2 separate regions of the Homo sapiens genome follow, and region 1 is linked to region 2. A link is a loop called in an ENCODE intact Hi-C map of the cell type or tissue named here. Cell type or tissue: HepG2. All regions are shown on one strand. Links, peaks and the distances in the headings refer to the core of each region. The heading gives the core; the rest is flanking DNA.

What was found. Peaks named below come from ENCODE experiments on the same cell type or tissue, not always from the same donor. Only the 100,000 strongest peaks of a DNase experiment are listed, where the experiment ranks them.
Region 1: a loop joins it to region 2, with 5 times the contacts of the local background. A loop is called at or near these places in 2 of 110 quality-filtered maps.

What each region holds. Positions count from the first base shown.
Region 1 is chr4:52,836,279-52,840,677 of GRCh38, forward strand. No RefSeq gene overlaps it. Among named protein-coding and RNA genes, the nearest start is that of RASL11B, 24 kb to the right of the region's middle. In HepG2, for the core only: no CTCF peak of the experiment used is centred there; a DNase peak (open chromatin) is centred at 2,153.
Region 2 is chr4:52,555,350-52,559,748 of GRCh38, forward strand. No RefSeq gene overlaps it. Among named protein-coding and RNA genes, the nearest start is that of USP46, 100 kb to the right of the region's middle. In HepG2, for the core only: no CTCF peak of the experiment used is centred there; no DNase peak of the experiment used is centred there.

The sequences.
Region 1 (4,399 bases), core at 214-4,213, 280 kb after region 2:
GACTGGGGGCAGAAGTTCTGCTTCATAGGTGTCTCCCTCACATGGCTAGCAAGCTGGCGCTGGCTGTTGGCAGGAGGCCTCAGTTTCTCAGCGCTTGGGCCTCTCTGTGGGACTTCTTGAGTTCCCCATAACACAGCAGCTAGTTCCCAGGGTGAGTGATCCAAAAGAGCAAGGTGGATGCAACCTTGTCTTTTATGACATATACCACTCTTTCTACAATCTCTTTTTGATTACACAGATCAGCCCCATTCATTGTGGGTGGGGACTGTCAAGAGCGTGAATATCAGAAAGTGAAGTTCAGTGGCCATCTTAGAAACCAGTTACTACTTTCCTCAAAAAGAATCCAGAGCATGGTTAGGAATGGGGAGCAGATGTTACAAAACCAAAACAAAATCACACACAGACACACACATGCACGCACGCGCGTGCGCACATACACACACACACAGAGATATCTTCTAGTTTCCTGCAAGTGAAATGGGAAAATAATAGTATCTACTTTACATGGTTGTCCAGAGAATTGGTGGATTAGCTGGCTACATGGCACATTGTCAGCAATAAACAGATGTTAGTTATTATTGTTGTGGTTGTTCGTTAGGGTCATCAACTTGTTAGTCACCTTCTGGTTTAATAAAACTCTTTCCGTCAAGTTTCAATGGTGCTTTTGCCCTAACTGGCATTTGCTTTATTCACTTCTCACTGATTTCTGATCACACAGCTCTCAGCATCCACTGCAACTGTGGTTTCTAGGTCATTCCATTCCTTGCACAACCTTTGCTCCTCTTTTCCTGAAATGTATAAGCTCCTCCATGCTGCCTTTTCTTTTCTCAATTTGAATATTTATCTCTACACAATTTCTCATCTTATCCTTCATTCTTTCTTCCTGTGACCAAATGGCTTAAATTCTCACCTGGAAATTCTATCTGTGCCCCAGTGTTAACAGGTCTTAAAAAGGAAAAACTCTAAAATTCTTCACTGCCATTTTAAGCAGATATAGAATGTGGGCTTACCCATGCAAAGAGTAATACTTTTTACTATAATCTCTAACATTAAAGCATCATTTTACAGTTTATAAAATGTGATAGTTATTGAGTAGTATTAAGTACCAGTAACTCCTGGTAATGGAGTTACATCTATTTACATTCTAAGATCTTTTGCTGAAGTTGAATGCAGTTGAGCTCTCAGGAGTGCCATCCCAGGGGCTGGGTGATCTAGTCCTTTCAGAGCTTGTGGTGAGTCTAAGTGCTACTTCCACTATATCTAAAATCCCACAAGCCTACTCTAAGAATCAATTGTTTGCAAGATGGACAGTACACAACAATTCATTCACTCAGTTATTTGTAACCAACATTGTAAATGAAGCCACCAAGGACCTCTTACTGTGCTAGATGCTGGGGATATAACAAGGAATAAAGCTGACTCCATCCCTGTCCTCATGGAGCTGAGTTTGCAGGGCTAGGGCAAGGGGAAGAAGACATTCAACTAATAATGGCACAAATATTTTGTTTTGCGGTTTAGTTCTGGTTGTTGCAGAGGGAAAAGCAGCAGATGCTGGGAGAGTATTCTACAGAATCTCCAACTCACTTACTCTGTCTCACTTGCCCCAACTTGCCCATGCCCTGGCTGTTTCCCAGGCTCCATGACAGCGCAATTCCTGCTTGGTTCAGCCAGGCAGAGGCACTGACTGGAGGCAGTCTGACTGGAGACTGGAGGACAGGGCAGAAGGAGAAAAGCCAAGATGCTTCTGTTCCCTTTTCTTACTTGTGTTGGATGGTGTCCTCCCCATTGCTCCCCAGCAGCCCCAGCTGCTGGTGAGGTGGCTGTCCTTTGGTTGTGGTTTCTTTCTGGGACTCCTGCCTTGGCTCTGATTACACCATCTCCTCGCTTTGTCCCTTAAGCTGTGGGGTAGCCGCAGCTTCCTTCTGTTGCCTATTTCAGGTGGTCTCATCATCCCATTTGGCTGCTTGTCTCTTCCCTCACCAGTGTGACAAATTCCCTTGAATCAATTCCCTGTTTTAAATACAGAGTGGTTTCTGTTTTCCTAGTGGGACTAGACTGATATAATTGCTCTCTGTATTTTTTAACCCCAATGACTGCATTCGCTGCAATGTCTGTTCCTGTCGTGGAGCTGGGCTGTGGCTTTCTCACAGACATTGCCTGTCTTAGGTCATGGCAAAAGAATGTGGCCCAGGGCTGCAGGCAGTAATGGCTAATAGCACTGAGCAGAAAGAACTCAGGTGGGATCGGAGCAGCACTAGTTTTATTAATTTTTCCACCTTTGAGATGAGAAACCTATCCTAAAACCTCAAGTCTCCTGATTCTCAGCCCATTTCCTTTTGGAACCCACCCATTACCTCCACAGTCCCACCCATTGCCCGAGCCCATGGGATCATTCCACACCTACTCCCAGTTTCATCTGGCTTCATGGCCACCATGCAGAAATTATTTGTCTGCCCACCCCGTAACTTCCACCCTGAAAGTACTGAGGTTTCTGAAGTGCCCTGGGGCAGGTGAGAAGGGGTGGGGGCAGAGGTGAGGGGACAAAAGATGGGCTGTTATTTAAGCAGAACAGAGGTCTCAAGTCCAGGGGATCAGCTAGCAGCATGATCAGAAAGCAAATTGGGACTGGAGATCAAAGGGCGTGAAGCAGGGGCAGGAGTGGAGAGACATGTCTGGAGCTGTGTCCTCCAGCTGCGGTTCTCCTCTGTCTTCAAGCCCAAACCCTCCCAGGCAACTGCCCATTGTGCCAAGCAGTGGCAGCAGGTTTCAATCTAGTAATCTCTTTTCTTGGTCTGGAATTGCTTCTGGAGCCCAAGGGAGGATAAGGACCAGTCAGCATTTTCTACCAGATACAAATGTTTCTCTCATTTACCTCTTTGTGCAGAAAGCCTGACCTCCTCAGAAATGTCAGCCAGAAAAATCCACACTCTTCATAATCCTACAATTTCCCACTAATCAGATGTCTAGACAAGAACGGTCTCTGCCCCCTTTCCTGTTTGCAAATCTGCCTCGACAAGTTGTATCCTCCTGACAATACCGTTAAAATGTTCTTTATTTGCTCCGTGGGCCTTCTGAGACTTGGTTGCTGGAAATGCTATCAGTTCCTGGACCAATGCAATTCTCTTGAAATCGCGCTTTGATATTCCTCTGGTTAAATTTCATTCTCATGAGAGGAGCTCTGTTAACAAGGCAATTAGTACAGCTTTGAATATAAGTAGAGTACTGTGGTGTTTGCTGCCAGATGGCCCATGAGCCAAACTTGATTCAGGGTTACCGTGACTTTGGAGAGAAAGCTATTCTCACTGTAGCTTGAACTCATTTAGAGAACACAACGTGCTTCTTTAATTTGGTAAGAAAACTGTGGTGACCGGTTTCAATTTCTATCCATCCATTAGAGATCTGGAGAAGCTATCATTTGATTTCTCCTCCTTGGTATGCTACCCATATCTAACAAGGATAGCAAAATCACATAATGGAGGCTTAAAGCTAATTTATATAGAGTACATTGTTTAAAACTTAGCAATAAGATAATGAGGATCAAAGGCTGTCGGAGAATGAAATTCCCAGCTTCTTCATCAAGTAGCTGGGGAACAGGGCACTGGGTTAAGGGATGGACCACCCTCACCTTCCCACAAAATCCCACCCAAACCACTTCTTACTTGGCATCACTGGGGACCACACTGGCAATCACTGAGCCAGGGATGGTGCCACCCTCAGGGTCGAGGGTGGCTGCAAGTACTCCCTTCCACATTGAGAAAAAATAGTGACTTCATTCTTTAAAAGCAGTACATGCATATGGTATTGGATTTTTGGAACCTCTCTACTTCGGTTCAGATGCTAGAAGTATAAGCTCTGCACCTCAGTTTTCTCATCTACAGAATGGTCATCCTAATAGTTCCTACCTCTTAGGTGTGTTGAGGATTAAATGAGTCTATAAATGTGAAGTTATTAATGTGAAGCAATACCGGGTATGTAATATGTGCTAAACCAGTGTTAGCTATAATAAAGATATTTTTTAAGTTTTAAAATTCAAACATTATAAATGGGTATCCAGTGAAAAGTAAATGTTCTTTTTACCTCTGATCTACAGGCCCCTCATTTTCCTCCCCAAAAACAACCACTGTCACCAGTTTATTATGTATCACTCTAGAGATATTCAAAGTATATTTATTTATAGATATAGCTACTGAAATAGATAAACAAATGGAGAAAAAAGATAGATACAGATAACTCCCAATTTAAAACAACAACAGTAAATATTATACCCTGGCCTGCATTTTAAAAAATTTACATTGAAAAAAATGTGCTGTAAATAAAACATATTTACAATAAAAAGATTGTTCCTTATCAGTCCCTACAGATTCAGCCAATCTTCTCACCAGCTGTACAACACCCCCTT
Region 2 (4,399 bases), core at 87-4,086:
ATAGACATCAGGAACTATTTTTCCAGGTAGAAGACAAAACGAGAACAAAAAGCCTTATATGTCAAGACCAACTGGGTACAAAAACAGTGAAATGAGAACAGAATGTGAATAGAAGGGGAACGTTGCTGAAACCAGCAATTAAGAGCTGTCTCAGGAATTTAAAGGCGTGTTTTGGTGGGAGGCATGGAGCGGGAAGGGACACAAAAAAATCTTTGTGGCTTTGTTTCTTTTGCCGAGGGATGAAAGGCCAATAGTGGTTGGTCTTGCGAAGGAGGGAAAGAATTGTCAAACCTGCATTTCAAGGGCTGAGCTGTTTAACAAGGTAGCACTAGCCACATATGTGATTGAAGATTAAACGGAAATAATTTTTTTTATACTTTAAGTTGTAAGGTACATGTGCACAACTTGAAGGTTTGTTACATATGTATACATGTGCCATGTTGGTGTGCTGCACCCATTAACTCGTCATTTACATTAGGTATATCTCCTAATGCTATCCCCTTCTCCTCCTCCAACCCCATGACAGGCCCCCAGGTGTGATGTCCCCCACCCTGTGTCCAAGTGTTCTCATTGTTCAAATCCCACCTGTGAATGAGAACATGCAGTGTTTGGTTTTCTGTCCTTGCAAAAGTTTGCTCAGAATGATGGTTTCCAGCTTCATCCATGTCCCTACAAAGGACATGAACTCATCCTTTTTTATGGCTGCATAGCATTCCATGGTGTATATGTGCCACATTTTCTTAATCCAGTCTATCATTTATGGACATTTGGGGTTCCAAGTCTTTGCTATTGTGAATAGTGCCGCAGTAAACATATGTGTGCATGTGTCTTTATAGCAGCATGATTTATAATCCTTTGAAATGAAGTGTAAAATTCAGTTTCTCAATCACACCAGTCACATTTCAAGTGCTCAGTAGCCACACGTGACACATTGGACAGCACAGGGCCAGAACATTTGTTTCATCATTACAGAAACTCCTCTACGACAGCACTGCCATGGAGCATGGCAGGTAGGAAAGCAAGTTTTGGTCAGTATCAACTCCAGCTTTACCTGTGGTTCTCTTACCCCCTAAAGAGCTACAAACTCCTAATGTTAGAGTCTGCAAGGACAGTGCAACTGAAGTCAAAATTCTCATCACCCTTGAGGCTTCCTCCTCCACACACACAAATGAGGTTCAGAGTGGTTAGAATAAGGCATTTATTAAACATATCTTCATAAAGGTGCCAGAGATACTAAAGTGAATAAAACACAGATTAAAACCTCCAGGTACTTGCACCCTTCAGCCAGTAGGGTAGACATGAAAGAGACTAATGACATCAAGATGGTCAATATGGGAATAGAGATGCATATGAGGCACTGTAGCAAACTGGATTTTCAAACAAAAAAAATGGCCATGGCAATATTTCCAGTTTCACATGCCTTTCCAGATGCTTCCCTCTCCATCAAGAATGGGAATCCATTTCTTCTCCTTTTCCACCTAGAGAGCCTCATGACTGCTCAGACCTATACAGTAGAACGGAAGTGATGCTATGTGACTTCTGAGGCTAGGTCATATAAAAGACACACATTCCTCCCGGCTTGCTGTCTCTCTCTCTCTCTCTGCCACGTGAAGTGCACACCTTTGTAGCCCTCAGCCACCCTGTAAAAAGTCTAGCACTTTGAAGTTGTAATGCTAAAAAGACCATGTGGGAAAACAACAGAAATACAGAGAGAGATGCCCAAGGAGCCCCAGCTGTTCCATACTCCGGAGGTTTGGCCCTTCCCAGCATCAGCCAAGTGAGTGAATGTCCTCTCAAATGATTCCAGCCCAGCCTTTAAGTCTTCCAGATGAGGTCCTGTTAACACTCAGGGATGGCTGGAGTGTAGGCAGATGTAGTAAAGGTAGGAGTTTCATTTATTCATTCTCTTATTCATTTATCCAATAAATATATATATTTAACCCCATTGTGCCAGGCACCTGGCTTGTGCATCAGTTAAGATTGCTTTTGACTGAAAACAGCTGCACTCCCAAAAAAGTGGTTCAAATGCTAAGGACAAGTTGTCTATTTAATGAGAAAATCAGAGGGGAGCAGTCCCTGGAATATGTTGCTGTTTCCAGCTAGCCTCTTGCTATCTTTCTCCTTCACCAACCTCAGAATGTTGGCTTTTTATCTGAATGCCTCATGGTCACAAGATGGCTGTAATAGCTCCACGCATCACACCCTCTCAAGCTTCTCATGCCACATCCAAAGGCAGGAAGAAGAAGAACACCAAAGTTTCCTCTTGTGTGCTCTCAACTTTTATCAGAGAGAAAAACATTTATCTGAAGTTCCCACCAGCCAACTTCCCCTTATATCAAATCAACCAGGAGCAAATCACACAGCCATCCTAGCAGAGGGTAGATGAAACAGGGAGGGTGCTGGGAAAGTGAGTATCTGGCCTTTTCAGCTTCTATAGTGGAAAACAGACGAGGGAAAGGGGGATTGGAAAAATTAGGGGGAAGACAACCAGCAGGGCCTGCCACAGCGAGGCTCATCAAAGTAGTTGGGACATAATCCTGCCTTCAGAATGCCAAGGTAGGAAACATCCAATTATGCAATGCACAACCATGGAAAAGTATGGAAAGGCTGCAAGCAGCACACTTGAGATGTGGCCAGTAGCATAATGGGAGGCAGAGGAGAGGAAAGGAAGGGAGAAGGTAGCGATAGTTATTCCCTGGTGGTGATACTTTTGCAACAGGCACCCCCTACACACACACACACACAAACACACACACATCACACAATTACCATTTAATTCAATAAGAATAATAGGATGTATTAGGAAACTCTGCTGTCATGTGGAGCGAGGTTGGATGGGACCAGGTCAGAGGCAGAAGAAAGACTAGATTTTTCTTTCTTTTTTTTTTTTTGTTTTTGAGACAGAGTCTTACTCTGTCACCAGGCTGGAGTGCAGAGGCACGATCTCGGCTCACTGCAACCTCCGCCTCCCAGGTTCAAGAGATTCTCCTGCCTCAACCTCCCGAGTAGCTGGGACTACAGGCATGTACCACTACACCCAGCTAATTTTTGTATTTTTAGTAAAGACAGGTTTTCACCATGTTGGCCAGGATGGTCTCTATCTCTTGACCTCGTTATCCACCCGCCTCGGCCTCCCTAAGTGCTGGGATTACAGGCATGAACCACCGCGCCCAGCCTAGACTAGACTTTTCAAAAAAAATCTACCTTAGTTTCAAAACAGAAATGGGAAGCAGAGTTTGAAGAGCTTACTTTGTTATTATGTATGTCTTAGTCCATTGGGGTTGCTGTAACAAAGTATCATTAAATGGGTGGCTTATAGGCAACAGACATTTATTTCTCACAGTTCTGGAGACTGGGAAGTCCAAGATCAAGGCATCAGCAGATTTGGTGCTTAGTGAGGCCCTGTTTCTGTGTTCTCACGTGGTGGAAGGAGTGAGTGGTCTCTGTCTGGGTCTTTTATGAGGGTGCTAATCCCACCCAAGAGGATTCTTCTGCCCTTGTGATCTAATCAATGCCCAAAGACCTTGCTTCCTCATACCATCACCTTGGCAGTTAGGATTTCAATGTACGAATTTGGGGAGACACATTCAATCTATAACAATATAATCTACAGAAACATTAAAAATACCCTCCCTGGAATTCCTTTAAATTCAAATGCTTTATTTAATCAGAGAAATAGAATAGAAGAGTAGAGGCAGAAATCAATTTCTTTAGATTAAAAAAGCTTTGCAATGCATTAAGAGGGAACAAAGGAATTTAATAACACAAAGATAAGTGACAGTGGCAGACAATCCCCCAACACTGACTCTCACACAAACAGTACACTTTTTCCCAATGCAAGAGGGGAAATGCTACTAATTTTTCACTGAACTATTTTCTCTTCTCCAGTCCAGGCTGGACTTGATAAATAGAAAGTATTCAAACAAGAAATGGCTGAGATATTGTAAAATAATAATTAAACCACATACACAATTGCTCTAGCTGAAAAGGTCTCTAAGCATTTTTCTGTGGATAAGAAATGCACATGTTTACCTGGAAGCTTCTGTGTGTTCATAGGATATGGAGAGTGTGATTAAACTGGAAGATAGGTGAAACATAAAAGTAAACTGGATTATTCTACTAAGAAAAGTTACCTTTTTGTTGAAAAATGAATGTACTACTAGGTCTTGCTTTTGTCCCAAATAAGTGTTCAACCAGGAGATTTGAAGCTTCCACAGGATAAAAAAGGAAAATACGAACATGCTATGCGTATGGATTTTGAAAGGGGTTTGTGTATAGGTCATTAGTTGAGGAAGGGGAAGGGAGGTGGAAGATTATATCTGAGATGCTTAAATCACTCTTTGGGCTTCTCTTCATCACTGAGTTGCCCCAGCCAGGTGTAACCCTGGATAAACTGAGG